Linked DNA regions of Mus musculus: region 1 is linked to region 2. Evidence: chromatin loops called from intact Hi-C (ENCODE). Cell type or tissue: heart. All regions are shown on one strand. Each heading gives the region's core, and the rest is flanking DNA. Links, peaks and the distances in the headings are about the cores only.

What was found. Hi-C counts contacts between places; a loop is a spot of excess contacts. Peaks named below come from ENCODE experiments on the same cell type or tissue, not always from the same donor. Only the 100,000 strongest peaks of a DNase experiment are listed, where the experiment ranks them.
Region 1: a loop joins it to region 2, with 2.8 times the contacts of the local background. A loop is called at or near these places in 4 of 42 quality-filtered maps.

Annotation. Positions count from the first base shown.
Region 1 is chr6:115,427,222-115,437,666 of GRCm38, forward strand. The region is part of intron 2 of Pparg (peroxisome proliferator activated receptor gamma); the gene reads left to right. Among named protein-coding and RNA genes, the nearest start is that of Pparg, 70 kb to the left of the region's middle. In heart, for the core only: a CTCF peak has its summit at 5,769; a DNase peak (open chromatin) is centred at 5,770.
Region 2 is chr6:115,354,577-115,365,021 of GRCm38, forward strand. It overlaps Pparg (peroxisome proliferator activated receptor gamma), which reads left to right and starts at 7,773. Exons shown (of 8, transcript NM_001308354.1): 1 at 7,773-7,841. In heart, for the core only: CTCF peaks have their summits at 6,258 and 6,486; DNase peaks (open chromatin) are centred at 6,455, 7,235 and 7,655; H3K4me3 peaks cover 1,822 bases; H3K27ac peaks cover 688 bases; H3K27me3 peaks cover 1,909 bases.

The DNA.
Region 1 (10,445 bases), core at 2,971-7,970, 72 kb after region 2:
TTTCTCTGAATATCCACATCTAATGATTCTTGTCTCCTCCAACCTAAAAATATGCTCTCTCCTCTACTTCCCGGGATGCCAACAGCCTGATCCAACCCACTGTCTCTGGACTAGAGAGCAGTCTCTTGACAGGTTTTGTTTGTTAAATGCATCTGCCCTTCCTCCCAACACTATTCTCCATTCACCTCTTATCCATTGTGTTTAAAAGTCAGAAGTGCCCTAGCTCAACACCCTTTAGTCATTATTGAACAAAAGCCCAAATTAACTCTGTAATGCCTAACCCACCCCAGTAGACTTCTACAGTTCCCTTCTTCCTCTGTCCATCTCTTGGCTTTGCTGCATCATCACAGGCATTCTTTCTAGTGCCATGACACTCCATGCATAGACCTGCCCAGAGTCTCTTCCCCAGCTCCTATTCTTCCATGAGCACCCTTCTTCCTGATATCTCTGATTGTCTCTCTTGGTCACTCAACTCTGCTCAGATTTTTTTTAAGTAATTTCTCTAAAAAATAAAAGAGTTATTGATTTTATGCATATGAGTACATCACCATTGCTCCCTTTAGACACACCAAAAGAAGGCATCAGATCCCATTACAGATGGTTGTGAGCCACCATGTGGTTGCTGGGAATTCAACTCAGGACCTCTGGAAGAGCGGCAGTCAGTGCTCTTAACCTCTGAGCCATCTCTCCAGCCCCTTTGCTCAGATCTTACCTTTCAGTAAGAATAGCCTTTTCCACCCTTTCTCCTCTTCTGTTCTCCAGTTTCCTATTTAAAAAGCACTTGTCACTTTTTTCAAAACTGTATAGCTTATTGGCTGGTTGTGTTTATAGCTTATAATCTGCTTCATCCTTTAGATCTTTGGCACCAAAGAGAAAGAGATCTTGGTCAGGTATCCTCTGAGACCCAGAACAAAGCTTGGTAAAGAACAGTCCTCATTAATAACAGTCAAATGAGGGTGAAACCCCCTGACACTGATAATCTTCACCATGTAATTTAGTCCTTAATAGAGACAGCCTGTTCTTATTTTCTGTTTTTGGAGCATTCCCTAAGCCAAAGTATGTAATCACTGAGAAAGAACCCATGTTTTAGTCTCTATTCCTAGAAAGAAAAAAAAAAAAACAACAAAATACCTAACACATAGTAGTCAACTTGTTGACTTATTAAAACCAAACTGGTCTCCTGTGCTTCCAACACTTCTTTCTGAACTCCAAGGGCACCTGACACATATGATATATGTGTATATGATATATTATATATAGCGAGAGAGGGGGGATACACTCAGGTACACACAAATATATATAAAATGATTTAAAATAAATCTCCTTTTTTAAAGTCTGCATGATTTCTATCTTTATATAGTTGGAACTATATTCTATATATCTCTTTTGGATTAGCTTCTTTCCCTAAGTGATATAAACTTCTTCCTTGGTCTTTCATGGCTTGATAATGCATTCATTTTCAGAAATAACTATTTTATTGTCCAGCTGTATTACAGTTTATACATTCATCTGCTGAAGTATTCCTTTGTATCTTCTAAATATTGTCAATCATAGAACTGTAATAAGAATCTGTGTGCAGTTTTTTGCATGGATCTAAGTTTTCATTCAGTTTAGAGTGTGGCCACTGGATTGTATGGGAGGACCATGTTTTGTTTTATAAGAACTACTATACTATTCCAAAGTCACAGACCCTGTCACAGTCCTCCTGGTAATGAGGGAGTATTCCTGTCACTCTACAGCCTCACCACCTTCTGGTGTTGTCAGTGTTTGAAGGTTTTCTAATGATTTATGAGGTTGGAGATCTTCTTGCTCAAGTCTTTATCCTATTTTTATATCAAGTTGTTCATTTTCTTAAGAGATCTTTGTGTATTTTGAAGAAAACCTTTATCAGATGCTGGTTTTATTTGTTTTGGGTTTGTGGTTTTGTTTTTGTTTTGTTGTTGTTGTTGTTGTTGTTGTTGTTTGAGACAGGGTTTATCTGTGTAGTAGAGTCCTGGCTGTCCTAGACTCGCTCTGTAGACCAGGATGGCCTTGAACTCACAGAGATCCATCTGCCTCTGTCTCCCGAGTGCTAGGATATTAAAGGTGTAGACCACCATACCTGGCATCAAATGTGTTTTTCTTTTCTTTTTCTTTTAACAAATATTTAATTGAAATAGTTTTGTACAGAGCAGACAACTTAAATTTTAATAAAGGTCAATTTATCTTTCATAGATCATACTGTTTTACTATATCTAAAGAAATCACCACCACATTCTTTTCTTTTGTTTCTCTTTTATTATCAATGAGAAATTTCATGCATAGTTCGGATAAATAGTGTATAGGATTTTTGTTTGCTCATTTGTTTGTTTGAGGATCTGTCTGTGCAGCCCTGACTGTCCTGGAACTCTCTATGTAGATCACGCAGGCCTCAAACTCAGAGATCTGTCTCCCAAGTGCTAGGATTAAAAGCACGTGACACTACACCTTCTATATACATTCTTATACATAGTTAGATTCAATTTCTTAATATTTTGTTAGGAATTTTTGTGTCTATATTCATGACCAAGGCCTTATCCCCTGTAATGGCTTTATCTTGTTTTGATATTAAGATAATTCTGGCCTCATAGCATCAAGAATTATCTTTTTCCTTTGTAATAGTTTATTAACTCTTAGTGAATGTCATACAATGTATCTAGATTATACTTACCCCCATTCCTTCCCCAATTCTTCTCATCAAGAATTATTATATCTGTTTCTACCAACAAAGAACTGGTATAATTTATGCCTTGGATGGCTGGTAGAACTGACCGGTAAGTGCACCTTGACCTTCTGTCTTATACAGTTATTAATTACTTATTCAATTTTTAAAACATAAATAAGCCTATTCAATTGTATATTTCTTTTTGGATACATTTTGGCATACTGTGTTTTGAGGAATAGGCCCAAGGAAGAAGTTCACTTCATCTAGATTATTGACTCAGTAGTATAGAATTGTTTATAATATATCCTTCATAAAATATGTGTGTGCTAAAGATTAAACCAGGGCCTTGTACATACTTAGAATATCTTCTTCCACTGAGATACACCTCATCCCATTTACTATCTTTTTATTGTCCCTGGAGCATATGATTGTGTGCTTTCATTCATTTCTGGATAAACACAAATTGACTTTGCACCAATGTATACTGGACTAAGTAATAATTTCAGTTCAACTGCACTAGTTATCAGCAGTTAGCCTTAGTTCCAGTTAGATTTTCCTAGAATCTCTTTTTGGAAACATAAAGATTAACAGAAGAACCACAAACTGTGCTTGAGCTAAGTTGATCACAGTGGGAAAGGATATGAGTCTGAGGGTCAGGAAGCAAAAGAGATGGTCAGTATAACCCAGTCATCTTTTCTTTCTCCCCATACCACACGACAAGCTACCTAAACAACATGTGGCCAATACAAGAAAAACTGAACTTCTAGAGATAAAATATGAGTGTGCTTTTCCTTCTAGAGGCTGAGGCCAAGGTTACAACTTCTCTGAGGCTTTGTTGATCTGAATTCAAACATTTACTATAAGTCTTTCAGTTTCCTATAAAGAAATGTGCATATAGAGAAAGATATTAGATGCTTTATCTTTTGCCAAATCAAACCAGAGAAACACTGGGTTTGGTTTTTAATAGTCCTAAGTAGGCAGCAGGATGAAAATATGTTTTCTTATGTTGAATAAACAAAAGGCACACACATAATTTATTTCTAAACCTTTCTATAGTCAGAGAAGCCACTAATGAATTGAAATTCTTGCAATAATATCAATTAATTGTGTAATGTTCTGCAATTTACTTAACCCTAAGTCTATTTTTAACATTATTAAACGGTGATTAATTATACATAACTTCATATTATATCTTTAATAAAATTTGGATATGTTGAAATGCAGGACTTATAAATTCTCTGTTACATGTATCATATACACTAAAGTACATGCATGATGGGCATAAGATATAATGCCTGCTGCTTAAGTGATTAAAAATTGTAGCTATCATTATTAAATTATGCTTCTATGAATGAAATTGAGTCATTTTCCTCTTTTAATAAAACAAAGGCCCATGATTCTAATCAAAGATAAGAAAATTGATAGTCAGGTGGTGGTGATGTACACCTTTAATCCCAGCACTTGGGAGGCAGAGGCAGGTGGATTTCTGAGTTTGAGGCCAGCCTGGTCTACAGAGTGAGTTCCAGGACAGCCAGGGCTACACAGAGAAACCCTGTCTCAAGAAAAAAAGGAAAGAAGAGAAGAGGAGAGGAGAGGAGAGGAGAGGAGAGGAGAGGAGAGGAGAGGAGAGGAGAGGAGAGGAGAGGAGAGGAGAGGAGAGAAGAGAAAAGAAAAGAAAAGAAAAGAAAAGAAAAGAAAAGAAAAGAAAAGAAAAGAAAAGAAAAGAAAAGAAAAGAAAAGAAAACTGGTACAGGGTGCTGGCTCAGTTGGTAAAAGTGCTTGCCTAGCATAACATAAACAAGGACCTGAGTTCAATCCCCAGGACCCATATTTTTAAAAAGCCAGCACATATTTATAATCCCAGTACTGGGCAGGGGCGGAGGGTAGGGGTGGGTGGGAAGCAGAAAGATCCAGTGAGAGAACCTGTCTCAAAATTACAGTGGCTGATATTCCTGAAGGTGACATCCAGCACTGACTCTGGCTTCTGCACATACACAGGCTCCTGCACACACATGCTCCTGTGAACATGGATGTACATACACATATATACCCACAATTTTTACAAATAAATAAATAGAGAGAGAGAGAAGCATCTGTTGGTTAAATATTTTTCTTTTATTTCAGTGTATCTTTTCTACTTTTCCATATTATTACCTGATCATTCCTGTTTAATAACACAAAGTGTATGCAAGAAACAGATTTATTCCCACTTGGTAGATTAACTCATTAAAAAATATTACAGTTAAAAGGTATTTATGGGGTTGGGCTAGAGTACAATGGTAGAGTTAAAAACAAAGTATATTCAACTTAATTTTTAACATAACCAAACACATAATCATCTTGTAAAAGTCAGGTAGTATAAAAACTTTAGTAAAAAAAAAAAAAGGTAGCGCCTCAGTGTCTCAATAATTCCCTTTCAAAGGCACTGATACTTTACTCCAGGACCCTCTTCTGACTCTCACCTCCGTGACTTGAGAATCACATGCTTGGCTGCAACTTTGTCTACTGTGTTCACCATCTGTTAACTCTAACCATAGAACATAAGCATTCAACCCTTTTACCACCTCGTTCTTTCTCCCAAACACACTTCTTTCTCCTCTCACCTTCACAATGCAGTTTCCAGTAATTTGGAGTTAAGTCAGTTGTCCATGGTTACATTGTCATAACTTTAAAAGGGATAGTTACAGACTTCAACATCAGTATATTGTGGTTTCATAAGCAGTTTCTCTTCAAATAGTAAGCGGTCACACTGCATGTTTCCTTTCCCTGCGTGTGAATCATGTGTCTAAGTCTTGCAGTCAACATGTTCAACCTTGCCTAACCTAGCACTTCCGGAATTTACTTGACTACCTGATATTTTTCTGTGTAATGATTTTTAATGGAACCTCATTAGCATATGTATAATACAGTTGGGGAGATGCCAGATAAAACAGACTTTCCAGGCCACAAAAGAGCAATTAAGCACTGAGTGAGTAACTTTGAGAAGCCAGGCACTCTCCTTTTCCAGAGGTTTTTAAAACAGGACATCTGTTTTACTCATAGTCCAGTTTGAACAATAGGACTCTGCTGCTGTTTCTTCCTCTTCCTGTCCCCCAGAGGCCGCATTGGAGGCTTTTAGCCACCTTTTACAAGACCATGGGACTCTGGTTACTCTCTCTATATTAAAAAAAAAGACAACTATTATGTATTTAGAGCTTCATACATATCCTAGGTGTTTTTCATATATTATCTCATTAGTCTTCAGAACAGAATGAGGTAGCATTATTTTACAGATGATGAAACTAGCTATAGAGTGAGGGTGGACTAAGACCTCCAAGGCAGAATTTGAATTCAGGCATCAGACATAACACTGCTCCATCCTTTATTGTTAATGTTCAGAACAGCAACCTACAAAAATAACAGATAAGATGTGGTTTATCTGTACTTATTATGTAAAAACTCAGGCCACCACAATGTTTATGATAAAAGTTAACCATTCCTTTAACCTTCCCACTAATTGGAGGTTATTATTTTTGTTAGTGTAGTGCTTACCTTTTCCTTCACTGTGACCAAATGTCTAACAAGAAATGACCTGAAATGAAAGGTTTACTGGGGTCCTGGTTTAAGAAGCTACCACTAAGCCTAGAAATGACAGCAGCCAGCTCAGACTCCTCAAGTCTTTACCCCTCTAAGGAACAGGAAAGTGGAGGATGAAGTAGGGCTGGGCTAAAACCCTCAAGGCCCACCCCTCAGTAGCCCACTTCCTTCAGGTAGGCTCTACCTCTTAAAGGTTCCAAAATAGTGCATGCTAGCTGGGTACCAAGTCCTTCAACATGCAATCCTGTGGAATACATTTCACATTCAAACTGTAGCAGGAAAAATTCTGTTGCAGAGTTCTTCTGCATTTTATTCTGTCACAATCTGCCATCTGGTAAATGGTTTCTTGCATGAGACTATTGAAATTTGATGTGACTCGTATATATTAATTAAGACCAAATACATCTTGATCTATAAAAATTGGCTTGGGATAAAAGTCTCTTTTTTCAACATATTATATCAATATAGTAACAGCATCACACAGCTCAAAGGATGCTGGGCCAAGAGACAGAAAAGATGTGTTCTCGCCCACCCAGTCTCTCGCTGACTGTATTCATAAGCAGATCATTATGTCCATTTTCTTTTACTGTCAAATGGGAAATGACGATTATTTCAAAATGGCTTTCTCCCCTGTAATATTTCAGGATGATTTTTATCTCTGGATGTTGGCTCACAGATGGGAGAGGAACTGTATAATTCCCAAGTTAGTTTGTACTATGCTGTGGTTTACACAAACCAGTGAGGAAGGGCTGGCATATATGATATTAACCTAAAACAAGAAGTCATTGAAAATTTGTGGTTAAGTGTCTCTTGAAAATACTGACAAAGCTACTAAGCTCTAGAGAGTCTATGAGATGTTGTCACATTGCCTCAATACTTATCAGAATACATTTCTCTGAGTTACTCTTTAGCATGACTCTCATCAGTGTCATGCCTGGCCCACCATGAGTTGTTGAAATGTGTTGATGTTTAGTATAGACCTGGAAGATCAGGAAGAGAGATAATTAGTTTAGATTAAGTGTGGCCACAGAGCTTTAGACCTTCTGCATTCAATACCCACTCTTCCTAATAATTGTCCATATATTACTTTGGTATCTGGGCCATATTTCTCCCAAAAGCTTTCAGAGGTGGGCTTGGAATTCACAGCTTCATGTATTTAGACAAGTATTACATTACTGGGATGTATCTTCATGTATTTAGACAAGTATTACATTACCGAGATGTATCTTCCGCTCTTAATTACTCTTCTTTAAGAATTTTGAGTACATGGTGGCACATGCCTATAATCCTATCTCTCAGGAAGCAGAGGGAGGAGGATCAATGTAAGTTCTATGTCAACCACCACTGCACAGTAAAGCCCTATCCAAAACAGAAAAAGAAGAAAAAGAAGAGAAAAGAAAAGAAAAGAAAAGAGAAAGAAAAGGAGAGAAAGGAAAAGAAAGAAAACTCTTGTACTTTACAGAACTGTTCAGAGAATTAAAAGAGATCATGTGTAGTATCTAGTGTAATCATTACCAAAGACTCAGAGGTCGGTTAATATTAACCAGTTTCAATACTGAGGAGGTGCAACATGAGCTCAGGTTCCTTTTGTTGTTTTGTTTTTTATTCTCTTTGGGAATTGAACCCAGCGTCTTATACATGATAAGCAAGCATGCTACCACTGGGCTATACCCCCAACCTCTATTGAACTTTACATCCAGGCTTTTAAAAACAATTATGGCATAAATTTGATTTTGCTTACTTTTTTTTTTCCGCTTGTACTAGGATTTGAATCTGGGACTTCTCAAGCTAAGCAAACTCTCTACCACCCAGTCATACCCCAGACCTCCCCAGCATTTTTGTTTGTTTGTTTTGTATTGTTTTGTTTTTGGACACAGGGTTTCTCTGTGTAGCCCTGGCTGTCCTGGAACTCACTCTGTAGACCAGGCTGGCCTCGAACTCAGAAATCCACTTGCCTCTGCCTCCCAAGTGCTGGGATTAAAGGCGTGCTCCACCACTGCCCAGCCATCCCCAACATTTCTAGTAGAAGTTTCTTTTCCCCAGAAAACAGCATAATATCCAAAAAGGCAAAACATATAGTCCTGGTGCTTGATTTCATAATCTGATCTTTCTGACTTACTTCCATACTCCCAAATAGAGCCTATTTGATTAGAGAAGTCATTTTACTCTTGCATGAAATCAATTATACTTTTGTTTGAAATGTATTATACTTTAGAGTAGTATGAGAAGGCTGCTCATTAAGCATAACAAAAATGAAAGCCAAGTTTGAAGGTCAAAAAGAAACAGCAGAACTGTGTCCTTGCACACAAAATCTGTCTAAAGACTTTCTTGAAAGATTGTGAAATTAAGGGATATGCCCTGAGGCAACAGGACTCATGTCACCCATCTGGAGAGTTAAGACACTGACTTACTCCTGAGAATGGTTGTTGTTCACGCAAATATTTTGTCCATTTGCTCTTTCATGGGTAATTGCATGGAGTAACAAAAAACACCTACTTGACTTACAGCTTGGCAGCAACAGAAGCTTATGTTTTCTAGAGACAAAATAAGAAGCAGCTTTCCTGGACCATCTCTAAGTCAAAGTAAAATAAAGCATGTTTGGATCCTGTGCCTCCCAGTAACCATGTCTATGAAGTGATGCTGTTGAGGTCAAGGTGTCCCAGAATACAGAAAGGGAAAGGGAGAGGAAAGCATGTAGTTCAGAAATTTATCTTCCTAGAGAAGGAGGGGCAAATATTTTTCTTTCTTCTTTATCCCCCCTGCTTAGAAAAGTAAGGAAACTATAACTCAGTAGTAAAGCATTTGCCTATTATATGGGCAAGTCTGGGTTCAGGGCCCAGTATAACAAAAGAAGAAAAAATAACTTACTGCATTCTAATCTTCCTGATAGTCATCAAGGAAAAAGACTAAATATATGGATTTGAGAGTAGAGTTCTAGCTCATGCTGTGTCTTAGTTACAATACCAAAACTTAATCTTTTTAGGGGAGCTTACATCTTGACAAAACTAAACCATTAAGAATATATCTTCATTTTCTTCTTCCTGCTTAGCCAAATGAGAAAACATTCTACTCTTCCCTATATAACAATATTACTCAATTGGCAAGCATAGAGAACACAAAAGCCATGCAGAAGAACTAATGGGAAACAGGATGATAAAGTGTCTCTTCACTCCAGACAGCATACAAATGTAAATGCTATAGATACTTAAGATCAGAAATTATGTCAGTACTAAAGAGGAAGATTCATGGAAGGTTTCATAGAGAAAGTAGTATTTAGCCTTGAAAGACAAGAACAAATGTGGTACAAAGAAATGAAGGACAGGAAAAGATACAGTAACCTCAGGAATCTGCATTTACAAAAAGAGCAAGAAGAGGAAATGGGAGGCAAGTAGACCAGTAGGATATGCCAGGCATGGAAACACCAATGGAAAATAAGACTGAAAAAATAAGTTAGGATCTACCTGGGCTGCTTATTGAACCCCTGTTTTAAAAACCTTAGGTGTAGAATATTTGCCTGGCATGTGCAAAGCTCTGGGTTCAACCTCCAAATGGAAAAAGAAGTTAACCAATAAAATGATGAATGACCAATTTTTACAGAAACCTAGGTATTTTTGCATCCTTATTTTAACTTCTCAGTTTCTGTACAGAGGCATACTCACCACCTTTAACTCAGTCAATCGCAACATATACCATGAGAAGCAGCAAACTTTAAGAATATTACAATCTAGACAAGAAAGGAAACTTGTGAGAGGAAAATAACTGATAACAAAGAGTAAGAACAGAAAGAGATGAAAATTAAACATATTAGGGAAAGTAAATGCAGTGACTCTGGCTGGGTCCATGAGGAGGGATTTTGAGGCAAATGATATAGTTTGATGGGTATTCCTGCTAATTAGGAGTACAGACTTCTTTCTAGATGTCACTAAGACCAGGACGTCCTCTAAGTTATCACCAATGCACACTCTTCTTTTTGGTGTGCAATGTTTACACCATAACATAGATAACTGAAGATTGTTTGGGTACTTACTATGCAGATATTTGACAAGGGAACCCAAACTTTGCCTAGTGAGCCCTCTTGCAGCCAAGAAGCACATCCACAGAGCTAGTATCCTTACTTGTATCTATAAGGAACTTTGTTTTCTCGTGGAAACTATAGCTGAATTCTTTCATCTCATGCAGCCTTTGA
Region 2 (10,445 bases), core at 3,615-8,614:
TTTTTAAATTGTTGCTAATAAACCCCTAAATATAATTGGTGCTGCCCATGTGTGCACAGGGGTATCCACCAGGGGTTGGGCAACTTATCAGTGGGTATACAGAGATAAATAAAGCTTGATCTCTGCTCTCTAGATGCCTGGATCTCAGTAAGAAAAAGAGATCCTTCCAGAAAACCTATAGCAAAATAACATGCATTAGACCAGAGGACTACAGTCCACAGAGTACATGTTTACATCTCTACCTCTTCTAGAAGGCACAGCACACATACAGCAAATGTCAAAGCAATGAGCACAGTTTGTAACTCAACAGTGATGGACATTAGCCCTGAACTATTTTTCTAGAAAAAACAATAAACCCTGAAGTGTGTGTGTGTGTGTGTGTGAGAGAGAGAGAGAGACAGAAAGAGAGACAGAGAGAGGAACAGCATTTTATGTGCACTATGTGTGTGAAGTGCCCAAGGAGGCCAAAAGAGGGCGTGCCAATCTCCTGGCACTGAAGCTACACTAAATTGGAATCTGCCTGATGTGAGGGCTTGGATCCTGGTCTTCTACAAAAACTTAAGCTTTCTTAACTATTGAACATTTTTACCATATTGTACTGTATAATTATAATCTAGTATCTATTATATATCTTTTAGAAATATATACATTAGAAAAATATACATATGCATATACTTAGTTTTATAGTATAGCTCACGATTCAAATTCACACACACACACATGAAAAATGCTTCCATAAAGAAATCTTCAATGTCTAGCTTTTTCAAGATTGATTTATTAGACCAGATTTGTTTTGCTTTTAAATATCAGAAAGAAAGCGATCCAGAGGTAAGATGGAAAGTTCAGTAGGTGGCTGGAAAGCTGGAAGAGAAGCAATATGGAAAAGCTGTTCCTTCGTGCACTGACATTCATGAGTAACTCTCAGAAAAAGATCCACAACGCTTTCCTGAGCTTGATGAGTAACAGTAGTTTTTCCGATCCTACTGGGAGCCTGATGTGCTGTTTTCTCCTGTTATCTCACCGGTGGAACTTTGAGACTATATTCTAATTCCATTGTATAAGTGCGGAGACTAAACTTCAAGAAGATGAACTAGGGTCACAGTGAACAAAAATGAAAGCCAAGTACTAAAAACAAAATTCTTGTTAACAATATATACATGGAGTCAGGGCAGGGGCGTCCTATGTGCTTGTTCTAAAACCAGGTCTCACTGTGTAGCACTGCCTGACTCAAACCTCAATCTTCCTGCCTCAGCCCTCTGAGTACTGGGAGTACAGGTGGCCTTTTGTTGTTTGTTTTGTTTGTTTTTGAGATGGGAGGCTGGGTGTCAATGTCAAATTGGGAAGTACAATTCATAGATAAATTTAAAAACAAAAAACAAAAAAAACACAACCAAACCTCATATGTGGGAACATGTTGAGAATTATTCAAATGGTAGATGTGTTTGTGGAAGTGAGTGTGTGTGTGTTTGTATATATATATATATATATATATAGAGAGAGAGAGAGAGAGAGAGAGAGAGAATGAATAACTTGTTTATCCCGTTAAGCTGGTTTTGATGTTCATTTTGAATGAAGATCTTCTAAGTCTCTCTGGAACTGATACTGATACTGGCTGGAGATTGGTCAGGGTTGTCTGAGATAGAGATAAAAGGCAATGTTGTGGCCAGCAGCTCTAAAGAGCAGAGCAGTCCTCTCTGGAAGGATGCCTGTGCTCACCTTCCACATTGTGGAATATTCTCTCTAATGCCAGAGCCATTTTACAGGACCCCTGGAAAAGAGAGAAAAGTAATTTGTTATTTTTAACCACTACCCCCCCCCAGTAAAAAGTAATGTAACATTATTTTTAAATTCTTAGGGACTGTCCCATTTAAATATAGTCAAAGTAAATGGAGATCAACTACCACTACTCAACCTGGACCCTTCCCAATATAGTAAACACAGTGTGCAAGTGTGGGCCTGCGGACAAAGTGCCACTCTTTAGACAAAAGTTAATATGTTATGAACTTCAATGGGGAAAAAAATCAAAACAAACAATAAAAAACATGAGCATTCTTTTTAATGCTCTGGGGAGTCAGCACCAGTATTTGGAAGGAATTCTTGTGGTTGGGAAACGGAATCAGGGACACACTCTTGACTCTAGAACCTCCGTATGGACCGTTTTTTCCCAGTGTGTGTTACTGCTGCAGGGTGGGGACTCTGTGCTGCTTGCCATACCATCCCCCACACTTAGTACAGGGCCTGGCACAAAATAAGCGCTCAATAAATGTTTGTGGAATGAAAGAATCCTCCAAGTACAGTTTATACAGTGTTTTCCCACCTTTTAAAAATGTCATCTATGGTTAAGAAAATCCATGTGGCACCAACTCGTGCTCCACACAAACGTACACAGACAAAGGCTCGAAAGCCACACTCTCTTTCATATGAGAGCCACATTCTGAGAGTTTGTGTTTTCTATTCTGTTCTTTTATTTGATTTGAAAAGTATGGGCTTTAAGCCACTAAATTGATTTCATAACCCACTAATGGCGAGACCAGAGGTTTGAAAGTTTAGACTGTTTCTTCTCCATTGTTTACTCACTGTCTTTGTAAGTCTTACTAGCCACAGACACTTTGAAAATAAGCAGTTTTGATTCAGGAGACAAATTATTTAGAAACAATTCAAATCAGCTCTAAACTTTTGCACCTTTTATGAGTTCTCTGTGGTGGAATTTCTCCTTCATGGCTGTTAGTGAATTATGGAAATTTCTGTCAATAAAAGCTGATTGTCCCTCACCTTATTATCATATATAAAACTTATCTCAGAATGGATTACATACCTATATTAAAGGGCCACCCCCCCAAAAACCCTCAGAATTAAACCAAATAATGAATTTTTACAGTTATCTTTAATATGACACCAAAATTAAGTAAAATTAAAACTAAAATAGATCAAAGTTTTTTGTTTTTTGTTTTTTTTTTAAAAAAAAGCTTATGCTTTTCATTAAGAAAATAAAAGGACAGACATCCTGGGCATGGTGACTCACACCAGTAATCACCAGGACTCAGAAAGCTGAGACAGGAGGATCTCTAGTTGGAGGCTAGCCTGGGCTACATGGCTACATAACAAGCTCTTATCATTCATATATATATATATATATATATATATATATATATATATATATATACACACATACATACATACATACACACTCACATATACAAAATGGATTTAAAGAAAAAGACACCTTATAGATGGGTAAAAACATTTGGAAATTGTATATCTCAAAAGAGACTTGTATACATAACATATAAATAACTGTTCCATATAAAATTAAAAAAACAAAGTGATCTCAAAATGGACAAAAAACATGAATAGTTTTCTCTTCAATGAGGTTCATAAATGGCCGATGGCTACATGAAAAGACGTTCAATGTAATTAGTCATTAGGGATATGCAAATCAAAACAGTAAAGATGCACTCGCTCCTACTAGATCAGCTAAAGATATTATAAAGTGCTAACAAGTATGTGGAGAAATTAGATCCCTCATGCATTGCTAGTGGAAAAATAAAACACTGTTTCTCATTTATACAGGTAATGTCTACATTTCTTAAAGACATATTGTTATCACATATATGAAATGAAGTGAAAACACACACACAAATAGTATTGCCCATCACTATTCATAGTAGCATGATTTATAATGCACAAGATCTAGGAGCAGAACTGGGGTTATGGCTCAGTTGGTAAAGTATTTGCTTTGAAAGTTTGATCCCCAAGACCTACATAAAAAGGTTGGGGGATAGGTGCACAAGCTTGTAATTCAGTATTGGGAGGATAGAGACAGGAGAAATCCCTGAGCCTTACTGCCAGATAGTCTAGACAAGGAGCTCCAGGTTCAGTGAGAGACTCTGCCATAAAAATAAGATGAAGGATTCAAGAGATGGCTCAACCACTAAGAAGACGTAAGAATTCATAGTGCTCTTGCAGAGGACCCAGCCCAGTTCCTAGCATTCATGTGGTAACTCATATTGCCCATAACACCAGTACCAGAGAATAAATGCCCTCTTTTGATATGTGCAGACTCAACCACACATGTGGTGCACATAAATACACAAACAATAAAATATAACGTGAAGAGCAATTGAGAAAGACATCTGGTATTAACCTCTGGTCTCTACATGTACCTACACATACACATGTGCACATACAATCATGTGAATATTTAAAAAAGCCAGCCTAAATAGTTGTATGAACAAACATTTATTATATCATACAATAGGATATTATTTTGTAATATAAAAATAAAATACTGTCAGGCATGCTTCTAATTCTAACCCACTGAAGGCAGTAGAATTACAAATTCTAGTCTGGGCTTTATAAAGAGACACTATCACAAACAAACAGACAAAGGAAGGAAATAATGCCAGCTACAACCCAGGTGGGCTTTGACAACATCATGCTAAGCAAAGGAAACCAATCATACAAGACATTGTATTGTATGAGTCCATTTATAGAAAATATCTAGGGTAGAAAAGTCTATCCAGACAGAAAGTACATGGATGGTGAACCAAGGGCCAATGAGAATGAGGAGGATGAGGAGGAAGTTTCTCTATAGGTTGATAAAAATGTTCTAAAATTAGGTTATGGTGATAATGACACAATTTTGTAAAGAGGCCAAGACTGAATGTGGGGATTTTGAAGATATGGTATTTGAATTTTAGATTATATGAATTATATCTCAATAAAGATGTTAAACTGACACAAGGGATGGGCTGGCCTTAGGAGAATAACAATAAGTTCAAGGCCAGCCAGGACGATATAGCAAGACCTTTTCAAAAAGTTTAATCAAAAGCACAAAACAAAAACCAAACAAAAGTAGATTGAAACTCCTGGGTGAGCAAGAAGTTGGCTACTTACTTACTACATACTTCATACATACATACTTCTCACTGAGTGTGGGATGCTGACCCAAGTCAACATGGCCACTTAATGACAGGCATGGAAATGGAGTCTTTGCATGGTTAGTAACATGGCCTTTAGAGTCCCTATATGAACCTGACCTGTGTCTTATTATTTGAGGACTTAAGAGTGGAAGGATGCTGGGCAGTGGTGGCACATGCCTTTAATCCCAGCCCTTGGGAGGCAGAGGCAGGAGGATTTCTGAGTTTGAGGCCAGCCTGGTCTACAAAGTGAGTTCCAGGACAGCCAGGGCTACACAGAGAAACTGTGTCTCAAAAAACCAAAACCAAAAAAAAAAAAAAAATGTGGAAGGACATGAATCTGTTGATTCAAGCTCTGAACTTTCTTTATAATGTCATACTCACAAATGTCTGGTGAGGATGGTTTGTACCAGAAGAATAAAGAATTCCCTACCTCCCAACAGATAAGGATGCTAAGAGTGGAGAAGCATCTTGAGCAAGAAGCATAATTATAAATTTCCAGAGGCCAGTGCCTCCTAAAGGAGAGCAAAACATAGAGCAAGGTCTTCATCATTACGATTGGAAAAGGATAAAAGAACGGCCTTTGGTGTCCTGGACACTGCAAGCTTTCTGAATGTGAATCTTTAGGACAGATCATGACTGTGAGAGCTGAAAGAGTGCAAGAAAAGGAACTGTCTATCATGTGGGCTTCAGGCTCCCGAGGCAAGAAGCTCCAATAGTCTAACTTAAAAACAAGAGATTCTCAGGCCCTCTCCACCCTATGTGTAAGGTCTCCTATGTAAGAAATGGTGCTAAAGAATTTTAAAAAGCCAGTGAACAAGGTTAACAAATAGTTTGAAGGCAGGAGAGATTGCTCAGCGGTTAGGAACACTTTGTGTTCTTCCAGAGGACCCTTGTTCGGTTCCCAGCACCAACCACCTGTAACTCCAGCTCCAGGGGAGCCCACACCTCTCCCTCCGTTCACGTGCATACACACACAATTGTTTTTTAAAAGGAAATTAAATGATTAGCACTAAAGTCTGTTGATTAAGGCATTCGCCTTCATAACATTCTGAGATTAAAAATAAAAATAAAACTGAGATTAAAAATAAAAAGAAAAAAAGAAAAAAGGGAGATCCTAAATTCACTTAATTCATATAAATATATATATGGGTGTGTATCTATTATATATCATATATCATATATATGATATATAAATATATGTTATGTATGATATATAAATATATATGGTATATATATAGAGAGAGAGATGAAAAGCACATCTAGGAAAAAAACAAACTTCTCCATGACAGACATGGACATGGACATCGGTCTGAGGGACACGGGACCTTCCTGGGTCGCCTCCCAGCGGCTGTGAGGAGCAAGGCGGCCAGGTAACCAGCGCACGGCGCCGGGCGCGGGAGGGCCACGCGGGCCTCGTGGGCGCCGGCCTCCGGGTGCGGGCGCGGGGCCTCCGGCCTCACCCTGGGCACCGCCCCCGGTCCGGCCGGGTGGCTCGGCTCGGCTCCTCCGGTCCGCGGCCGGCCAGGCGGGGCCCGTCGCACTCAGAGCGGCAGCCGCCTGGGGCGCTCGGGTCGGGTCGGCCTCACCGACGCACAGCACCCGCCAAGCCGCCGCCTCAGGTCAGAGTCGCCCCGGGCCACGCGGCCCGCCGGAGGGACGCGGAAGAAGAGACCTGGGGCGCTGCGCTGGGGTATTGGGTCGCGCGCAGCCTGAGGGGACCGAGTGTGACGACAAGGTGACCGGGCTGAGGGGACGGGCTGAGGAGAAGTCACACTCTGACAGGAGCCTGTGAGACCAACAGCCTGACGGGGTCTCGGTTGAGGGGACGCGGGCTGAGAAGTCACGTTCTGACAGGACTGTGTGACAGACAAGGTGAGGGGGGGTCTCGGCTTGTGGGGTCTGGATCTGACTGGCTAGGTGACTGGGTCTCCGCTGAGGGGACTCGGGATGAGAAGTCACATTCTGACAGGGCTGCGTAACTGACAGCCTAACCCTGTCTCGACTAGAGGGGATACGGGCTGGAAAGCCACACTCCGACAGGACGGAGAGTGACCAAGTGACAGAATCTTGACTCAAGGGACCCCGGCTGAGGAGAAGGCAAACTCTTGACAGGACCGAATGTGACAGACAAGGTGACAGAGTCTGGGTCTGAGGGGATCGCGCGGGCTGAGGAGAAGTCACACAAGAGAAGAGCGAGAGAGTGATAGCGGGGCGGGGTCGCGGACTCAGGGACAGAGTGAGGGGTCTCGGCTGAGGACCGGTCACCCTCCTGGAGAGCCGAGTGTGACTGACAGGGTGACTGTCCTCGTGAGGGGCACCGGCACGGTGCGGAGGGCCACAGTGCTTCCCTGAGAGGGTGCGCAGGCAGGCATGTGTGTGAGCGCGGAACAGGGTTGCCCCTGTTCCAGACCCTGACAGGAAAGCCAGGTCTCCAGAACTACCGCGTTGGGGACCGCATTGTGCGGATCCTGGTGACAGATTTAGAGAGGGGCTCGCCAGCAGCCACCGGTCGCCCTGAGGCTCTAGGGGTCGGAGGGTGGGGAGGAGGATGCGCCCGTGATCACGGAGGCGATTTGGCCCACGGCCCCCTGCCCGGGGCTCACCAGGTGTGAGGAAAGCGGGGTCACTGTCGCCAAGGCCCCGCCCCGCCAGTGCCCCTCTTCAATCTAAGCAGGGGGCGAGCACAGGGCCCGGCTCACGGGAGTAGGCAGCCCTCGTGCTGGGGGCGGAAGGTGGGTGTGTGGCTCCCGGTGCTTTATGGCTTGGGATTGGGGAGGAGCCTAAGGTGAGGAGGCAGAAACTGGGAGTAGCCTGGGCTGCTTTTATATAAGGGACGCGAGGAGGTCAAGAAGGGGCCTGGACCTCTGCTGGGGATCTGAAGGCTGCAGCGCTAAATTCTTCTTAACTCCCATTGAGTAGGTGAGTGGCCCCATCGTCATCACGTTTTTGTTGGTGTGTGTAGTGAAGTGGCCAAACTGCCCCCAAGTTCTTACACATCAGGATGGTCTGGCTGTGTTCTTGTACTGTTAAGAATCTGCTTTGCTTCTGATGCTAATAGGGGGGAGGTCGTGCCATTTATTTCAGAAGGGAAAAAAGAAAAGTTAAGTTTTCTGTGAGGAAGAGGCTAAAAGGTGTCCCTTTTTAGCAGGATGAAGGACAAAAATGTAAAATTAAATGATCATTTGAAAACAAAACCAGATGAACCAAGTTGTAGGATAGCTAACAGTTGGAAAGCCTCTTGATTTGGAGTTCATTATTGTAATGTCAACTCTTTATTATCATGCACGAAGCAAATTGTTAACTGGAGTTATTAAATGAATAACTTAGTCTTGGACTTGGGCAGGTCTTCCAAAGATATCAGGTGCTCTGTGGGAGTCTTCCTGTCGTCCATAGCTAAGTGATCAATTGCTGACTAAAAATGTAACTAACTCCAGGTGCTCTGTGATTTAAAACCTGGCTAGGGTAGGAACGGATATACGCTATGACTACTCAAAGAGATAGTTCTCTTGCAAGTTTGACAGAAGCACTCATAGATACTACGAGCATTTGGAGCAGCATTTCAGAAGATTGGGTTTCAACTTTAAAATAAGTTCTCTGTTGTCTTATCTTCAACCACATTTGCTCTAAAGTAAATGTCCGAAATATTAATTTTAATATATGAACATTTTAACTCAGTGTCATGCCTTAGTTGGAGTGAAACATATTATAAAGCCCTCGATTTTTATTTTACTGTGTGTTTTGTGTAAATTTGCTCACTCCAGTGCTACTTCATATTTAATTTGCTGAGAACTATATCTTCAGTGAGAAGATCTAAGGAGCAACTGGTGGTCACCTCACGCTTTTGCAGCTCACTAGAAGGGAAAAGATTGTTGACAGTTTTCTTTTTAAGGAAAAAAATCTTTTTCATATGTAAAAGTTTCAAACTCTTCAAACTGTTGAAGAACAATGGCGCCGGTGAAGTCTGAAGTTCTTGATGCCTCTAGGCCGAAGAGTTTTTTGATGCTGTTTCCTCGGTCTTTTATATTTCAAAGATTATAAGTTCTTCTAAACACATTAGAACTAAAAGACCTGGAAACATTATACACATCAATACTTAAGACTACTTTGATATTTTTTGTGATAACTATTTTTTAATAATTAAGTATATTTCCTTTAAAGGAGCTGGTTTTCCTAACATTCATGTCACTACATCTTTCAGAATCACTTTAACAGAAAAGGGCAAATTACACTTTAAAAAAAATCATATCTTTAGTTTCAAAATCCCTATGACATTTAAAATTCATATATGAAAAGCATGACTTTAAATTTTTGACGTAGAAATGGATTATGCAAGTGACTGATTTCAGTTAGTAAGTTTTACATATTTAAATAAATGATTTTTTTTACTTTTAAGTCTCTGAAAAGAATATTCCATCAGTCTTGTCAAGATCCTTCTGTGTGGGGAATATGTAAAGGCACTGTGAAAACATGTATAAGGATCAGCAATGTATTTAACTTACTTTTCAAATTATGAAGTGGTTGCTAATAGAAGGAAACTTACATAAAAATTTTGTTAAAATAATTTACCCAAAAGTCTGAATATTTTCACAGCTTTCACAGGGTCTGTAGGTGCCCGGTGCGTATGGCAAGACATGTTGGCCATTCTAATTTGTGTCTTTCTGCTAAATTTATTGTCATGTGGACTTGGAAATATTCTCTGTGTCATAAAGTGAGGCAAAAATACTGGAAGAATTTTTTTTTTTGCTTTCATAGGATTCCACTAAGTAAATATTGGTAGAAGATTTAAAAAAATACTACACTAGTCAAGACAATTTGATTTAAGTCAATAGTATGTAATTTTAAACATATGCACAACCCACAAATTGTCAAAGTGAATTTCTTTCTTGTTTTTCTTATTTTTGTGGCAAATTTCCCTGTTATCCATTACTTAACTTCACTTTCTTAACGCCTAAATACAGCAAAAAGGGCAGCGGCATGATTGCTTACAAAGGTCACTAGAAACAGAATTAAGTTGACCAAAAAAAAAGCAAGGCCAGTTAAATGTTGGTCTCAATACCAAGGGAGCCTCAAATACTATATATTAGTTAGTTTCATAGCATATGAGGTTTTTTAAAAAAAAAATTAATTTTTTTTCCCCTAAGGTGGTTTTTGTTCATTTCTTGTAATTTTCTCACAATACAGGGGGAGGTTTTTGAGAGTTATACATTATCTATTTTAAATTATATATATTAAATTTAATAAATTATCCAGCACAACTGCATTTATAAGGAGATCTCAAACACAATAGGCCATACTTTGGCGAAATGTACGGTTCATGTTAAGATAATATCTACCACTGGTATGGTATATCCTTAAATCATTATCTTAAGACCTAGCTTTATTCTTACTACTTCTCTTCAGTTATACGTACATATCAATATTTTAATCAAATATTCTGTTTAGAACATGGATGCATATGCTGCTTAACTACTCCAATTATTATGTTCTTTCTAAGTATGGAAAGTTAGGGAAGCTTAAAGTTAT